Linked DNA regions of Mus musculus: region 1 is linked to region 2. The links are chromatin contacts, found by Hi-C or POLR2A ChIA-PET in ENCODE. All regions are on one chromosome and are shown on one strand. The core of a region is the stretch at or near the end of the contact, and the rest is flanking DNA. Distances in the headings are between cores, read along the strand shown.

The links. Hi-C counts contacts between places; a loop is a spot of excess contacts on that map. ChIA-PET counts read pairs that join two places held with the same protein, here RNA polymerase II (POLR2A).
Region 1: a map of CH12.LX shows a loop between it and region 2 (2.1-fold over the local background). The contact joins the enhancer-like site here to the promoter of Itm2b in region 2. A Hi-C loop is called at or near these places in 2 of 37 maps with a recorded cell type or tissue (CH12.LX and adrenal gland). POLR2A ChIA-PET finds 5 or more read pairs at or near these places in 1 of 5 experiments (Patski).

Annotation. Positions count from the first base shown.
Region 1 is chr14:73,423,912-73,427,238 of GRCm38, reverse strand. No RefSeq gene overlaps it. Among named protein-coding and RNA genes, the nearest start is that of Itm2b, 40 kb to the right of the region's middle. Within about 2 kb of position 1,599, at least 1 of the 3 ENCODE cell types and tissues checked has a DNase peak (open chromatin) inside an H3K27ac peak, as active enhancers do.
Region 2 is chr14:73,383,073-73,386,585 of GRCm38, reverse strand. It overlaps Itm2b (integral membrane protein 2B), which reads left to right and starts at 1,297. Exons shown (of 6, transcript NM_008410.3): 1 at 1,297-1,576. The coding sequence starts at 1,460.

The DNA.
Region 1 (3,327 bases), core at 350-2,849, 40 kb before region 2:
TGACCAAAGCAACTCTTACAAAGGAAAGAATTTAATTGGGGCTGGCTTCTAGTTTCAGAGGTTTAGTCCGTTATCATCATGGCAAAGTGCAGGCAGACTTGGTGCTGGAGGAGCTGAGAGTTTTACATCCTTATCCGAAGGCAACCAGGAAAAGACTGGATTTGTTTCACATTGGACATAGCTTGAGCATTTAAGACCTCAAAGCCCTGCCTCCAGGCCCCAGTGACATACTTCCTCTAACAAACAAGGACACCTCCTAATAGTGACACTCCCTATGGCCAAGCATTCAAACACATGAATCTATGGGGGGGGGCATACTTATTCAAACCACTATAGGAGCCTAGAGCTAGGCTTTTAACCTCTGGGATGTGTGTGTGTATGTGTGTGTGTGTGTGTGTGTGTGTGTGTGTGTGTGTGTGTGTATGGACATGAGTGCAATACCCATAAATGCCAGAAGAGGGTGCTGGATTCCCTGGAGCTGTGAGCTGTCTGACATAAGTGCTGGGAACTGAATCCAGGTTCCCTGAAAGAGCAGTGAATGCTCTGAACAGCTGAGCTATCTCTTCCACCCTGGTAGACATGTTTAAAAGATGTCATTGTTCCTAGTGATTAAAAAAAAAGTCCAATCAACTGGTACATACATATATGTACATGTATATATATAATATGTGTGTGCATGTGGGTGTATGCTCATACATATATATAACTTCAGAATCAAATGAGACTCAGAGGGCAGTATAGAAAAAAATTAGGTGTTCTTTTTAATTTAATTCTACCTTGTGTATATGCATGTTTTGCCTGCATCATGTGCATCATGTGCATGCCTTGTACCCCTGGAATCCAGAAGGCAGCACTGGATACTGGAGTTCCAAGTGGTTACGAGCCATCATGTGTGTGCTGGGAACCAAATGTGGGCGGCAAGTGCTCTTAGCCAATGAACCATCTCTCCAGCCCCTATTCCCTTCTTGAGTGCTAGGGACTGCGCCCAGGGCCATGAAGATGCTCAGCAGGGCTGGACCACTAACCTTTATCCCAGGTCCTCTTTACTTTTTTATTTTCAGGCAGAGTCTCAGTAAGCTGCTCAGGCAATCTTTGAACTTACCCTATAGCCTAGGCAAACCTTGAATTTGTGATCCTCCTGCCTCAGCTTCCCTCCTGAGTAGCTAGCATTTCAGCCTACTTCTCTGCTATAAATGTGTGTTGAGGAGAGGAGTATAGCACACAGACAATAATAAGCAGAGCAGACTGTGTGCAGTGCAGGGCTGACACAGGAGATGGAGAAGGGTGTGGGGAAATGAGGCCTGTGGAGGTGGCTAAAGAAAATTATATTGGGGCCCATGGATACACATTGTCAATCAGCTGTGTCTCACATAGCGGCTAGAATAATGACCCCACCTGGATGTAGGGAGTTTTTTGGTACCTTGAAGGAAATAGTCATTAGGAAAATACTGACAATCTGACAATTTTGAGAAACTGACTACAGTTTACATAAAAAACAAAAAATCAGAACACATGGTCTGACACATGGTCTAACAACAGGAAGGAATATTTTAATTGGGACTGCCCCAGAAAAATCTAGAACATATGGCTACTCTATTTACAGGCCAAGAAAATGCTAATTACAGGAGCCGGGTGAACTCACCAGCCCTTGGTAAAAAAGACAAGCTATCACCACATATGAACTCTAAACCCGTTCCCAGAAGCCAGGGGATTTTATGTTCTTTCTTGAAGGTTTCTGTTAATGGTTTCTGTTAATAATCTCAAAAGGTCAGTGCCAGAACAACAAAAGACAAGTTGGGGAAATTCTATTCGAATTTCCTAAATTATATGCTTTAGTGTTCTCTCAATCTCTTCATCGACACTTCATCCGGCACTTGGTATAAATCATAAGGATAAAACTGTTTCTTCCACCTTGGGTAATAAAATAAAATCCAATTTAAAGTTTCCTTCCCTTGAAAGAAAAGGGAACATCCACACTGAACTTCCCAGGCTTTGTGAGCAAGTTCTTCATTTTAACAATGCATTTCAACTGCCAAGATTGCGAGCTGCGATTCCGATTCTGCCCTTTGCCTCCCTGCTGTCTCGCTGGCTTTCTCATTAGTAGCTCCCCGTCTGAAATAAAAATACACACCAGAAGCTTCCTCAGCCCGCCTTGCAATTTAATAATCTTAGCAATTACTGGGAAAGAGGCACTTTGAAGGCTTTAAGTCACATTGTGACAGGTGAGAATATCTGCCATTTCAACCTTGCTGCTCAGGGCAGGCAGGGCCAGGGCACAGTGGTTAGCTCGTCCTCAATATTATCAAGGAAGCCCCCACATCTTTTATTTTTATGGTCGGTAAATATAGTGGACAAAATTATGTGATGGGTAGTTGGAGGGAAAGAAAGTCACACATTCTAATAATTCTCTATGCACCCCTGACTAGCCTAGAACTCACAATGTAGCCTAGGCTAGCCTCAAACTTGCAGTAATTCTCCTGCCTCTGCATCCCAAGTGTTAGGATTTCAGGAGTCTAGCACCAGGCTTAGCTATTTGGATGGCAGGGGGGGCTGGTTGGTTTTATTTTCTTCCATTATTATTTGAAGCATCAACTGACTTGTACAACTTTATGAAGACAGAGTCCAGTTTTATATAGTTACAAATAGAAAACAAAACAAGAATTTCTAAATATATACTGATAAAAAGGAAATTTTTTGTTTGATGCATGAGTGGGCACATATGTGTGTGTGTGTGTGTGTAATCTAGGCTAGACTTCGTGATTTTCTTGCCTCAGCCTCCTACATGCTGGGAATCTATAGACGTAAGCCTTCACACCCAGGAAGAAAGGTTTTACACCCGATAAAACTATGGAAACAAAATGTATCGAGTCTCATACTACAACACATGGTGAACCTAGACAACAGGCAAGTTTGGAGAACCTGACACATAAGCTGGATGAACCACGATGTCTACACAGCCAAGATCACAGACAGCACACTGAGGGGGATGGTCGCTGGGCTTGCTGAGAAGGAACCAAAAGCCATTTAATGGTCCAGGGTTTCCATTCTGAAGATGAAAGTCTCTTGATGCCCAGGGAGCACTCGGACATGGTTAAATGATAATTTTATGCTGTGTAGATTTCACCTCGACTTATAACTAAACATTAAATTCTGAAAAATCCAAATACTGGCATTGCTAGGTAGTCACATGGATAAAGTTTGGTCCCTACCCTCAGACACAGGCCTAACACTGCCCTTTGCTCAACACTCAAATGCCCGTGGCAGCAGTAAAGTCAGAGTGACTTTCCTGGTCTACGTGTAATTAAACAGCAACACTTTAATATGCTT
Region 2 (3,513 bases), core at 48-2,547:
GTCCCAGAGGCAAAAATAGAAATATGGGAATGGAGAGACGGCTCGGCAGTTAAAAGCATTTGTTGCTCTTCCAGAAGACCCAAGGCTTGGTTCCCAGCAACCGCATGGCGGTTCTCAACCATTTGTAACCCCAGTTCCACGGGACTTGACTCATTTTTCTGACTTCCTTAGGCACAGGTACATGTAGGCAAAAAAAAAAAAAAAAAAAAAAAAAAAAAATCATAGGCATAAAAATTAAATATTTAAAAATAAAAAGAAATAAAGATAATTCCCTCCTTGAATAGAGCCAGGGGCTCAAGAACTCTGGTCTCAACTGCTGTCTTCAAGGTTGGCCTAGGCCAGAGCTCACACAGCAGAATCCTTCTGGCCAACAGACACTCCTGTAGGTGGACAAGGAGAGGATATGGAGAAGGCTACAGGATCAGTCATTTGACCAAAGGACCATCTGGAGACATGGCTGTAAACCCAGTGTGTGGGCCAATGTCTTCTGTCAACCAGAAGCAAAAACCTCTTCAAAAAAGGAGAATTTTTTATTTTGAAGAAAAATAAGAACTTGTCCTAAGTACGTTGTCACAAATCACAGATTGGCCTAAGGCAAATATGGTTTTTTGTTTTGTTTTGTTTTGGCTTGCTTATACAAATGAGCTCGGTTGGTACATTTTGTTTTACCAGTTTAGAATTTTAGGAATACAAATGGATGAAGAGGGTTCCTGGTCATTGGCTTGAGATTAGGCTGGGCAGGAACTGACCTCTGAGGGAGGAAGAAAAGACCAGCTTAGTCAACCAGGCAACACCTTAGGGTGAGGTCTGTGGGAGATAAGTCAGATCACCAGGACACTAGGACACAGTGCTTCAAATATTCCTATGCTCTACTAAGTCGCTTACTAATAAATGATTAAACGGAGCTTTTGGGTTTGTTTGTTTGTTTTTCTCACACAAAAATTCCATGGCCTTTGGGCTCACAATCAAAGAGAATTTGGTGCTACCAGAAGTTAACTTATCCTACGTAGCCAACCGACAGAGTTCACCCCATTTTCTTATCAACTTGCAACACTGGGCCCCTGAGGAGAACTAGTTGGAAGCAAATTCAGAACCGGAAAATCCAGGCAGCCCAGAGGGGCAACAAGTCCTAGCTCAACCAGGCGCGCCCTCCACAAAGCCTGGCCAGATTCCCGCTGAGTCCTGGGTGGGGGTGGGGGGAACCAGGGAGGGTCTGGCGTGAAGCCAGGCCCCGCCCCGCTCAAGGCCCCGCCCCTCCGGGCCCCCGCCCTGCGCCCGCGCCCCAGCTGCGAGGCCGGAAACCGCGCTGCACTGAGCCGCTGCTGCTGTCGCGCAGTCCGCTCCTCCGCTGCAGAGTCGTGCCCTGAGCTCGGCCGACAAGGCTGCCTTCGCAGCCGGGATCCTGCCAGCCGCGACCCCAGCCTTCGCCGTCGCCGCCTAGGGCGCCCCAGGCCGCACCATGGTGAAGGTGACGTTCAACTCGGCGCTGGCCCAGAAGGAGGCCAAGAAGGACGAGCCCAAGAGCAGCGAGGAGGCGCTCATCGTCCCTCCGGATGCCGTGGCGGTGGATTGCAAGGTCCTGGCTGGGGTCGCGGGCGGGGTCCCGGCGGCGGGGACGGTTTCCCGGACGGTCCTCCGCTCCCGGGTACCGTGGTGTGTGTGTGTGCAGCGAGCGGGGCGGGGTCCTGGCCCTGGCGACCCCCGAGGGGACAGTTGCACAGGTGTACGAGGTCCCGCGGCTTTGCACTTGGCTTGGTAGCCCGGGAACCTGCAGCGACAGGCACCGCCACCACCGAGTTTGGCACTTTTTTTCCAGTATAAATACTGTGCCTAAAATGGCTGACATCATAACAAGCCTAAACCTCTGTTGTTTCCTACTTTCGTTTCTAGGCTGAACAGCACTTGGACTAAGTCCAGCAACTGTAAGCATCTTCATTTTTTAAAAGCCCTTTTCTTTTACAAACTCCCTTGCCTACAAATGGCCTTCGGTGTTGGCAGGTGAACACCTTGGGGTCTGGAGAGAGAAGACAACAGTATACTGGGAGTAGTTTCTGGCTGGTGATTTTATTATTGTAACAAATATTCCAGGTGAAAGTAATTGCTATTGTGGCTGTTCCCATGTAACCCAACAGTTGACTTTTATCAGCCTCTTTGTGGGTACTTCTGAATAAGTGAAACTGGAACCAAAACATAGGAATTTGCTCCCATCCCTACAAAATAGGTAACCTTTGTGTTACCACATCCCCGGTTAGCACTGAGTGATGCTGTCACTGGATTCAATTTTTAAAAGTGATGTACAGTAATATTCTTTTAAATATAAATATAATTTTTGCCTAAGTTTTCTTTTTGCCTTTTTAGGGCTTCTGACATTTGATACCTATGAATACTAACAGCGGGTGCTGCTTCGTTTTTCACTAACACTTTTTAATACCTATTGTCACTTGGGTAATTTTAGTTTTGACTTAAAATCAGTCGTTTGTGTCCATGGTACAAGTAGTAAGGAGAGTTTTTGTTTTTGTTTGTTTGTTTTTTAATGATCTAATGAAAATTACTGTAAAGAAACAGGCCACTAATACCCTATAAAATTTTTGGATATATAATAGCAGTCTGGGCTGTTTGGACATGTTTTCTGGAAACGTTCCAGCTAAAAGCAAACATCATGTTGATTTTTTTAAATGACTGTCTTCCCCTGAGATGAGAGAGCTGATTCCCTAAAAGGATTAAGGGTTCTGGTTTTAGTATTGTTTTCCTGAACCTAGTACAAACACTCTTGGTCTTGAAAACATGTTTAGAATTCACAGGTAAAAATTGTCATAGCAAATTATCATATCTCTTTTGTCCGGATGCACATTTTAATCTAGAATAGACCCATAGTCAAGCACCCAATCACAACAACTCTATATCTTGTTTGTGGAGACACCTTGAGTCTCCTCAAGCCCAGATAGGCCTTGAACTCTGCCCTTCCTTCATTTTCCTCCCCAAGTACTGGGATTACAGGTGTGCACAGCCATGCCCAGCTTCAAATATACATTCTCACTGATATTATATAGGTATATGGTCTTTAAATTCTAAAACTATAACTCCTCCCACGCTAAGCAAGCATCAATGATGTCATTTCTCTGTTTTTTATTCCAGGGTTGTAAAGGTTTCAAACTCTCAGACAAACGTCAGAATTCACTTTGCAGGGGAGCTTTGAATCAGTCTTGCCATTTATGAAGTAGCAGTCTTATTTTTGAGCTCTTAAGGATTTTTCATATGCTCACCATAATTTAATTTTTATTTCACAGTAACTGTCTATAGCTGTACACTTTGCTTTTATTTCTTAATTTCTCTGATTTCTCTATCCAAAGGAAGATACTTCAATTAAGCAGTGAGGGCTTGTGTTCTTCTATAGCCACACAGAAGTCACAGCTAAATTGGTTTGGTTAATACAGAGAGAGGGAGAGAGAGAATGAATTCTTTTTCCAGCTATAAGCTGGAAGCCTTTTCTCAGTGGGGACAGTATCTCTACAA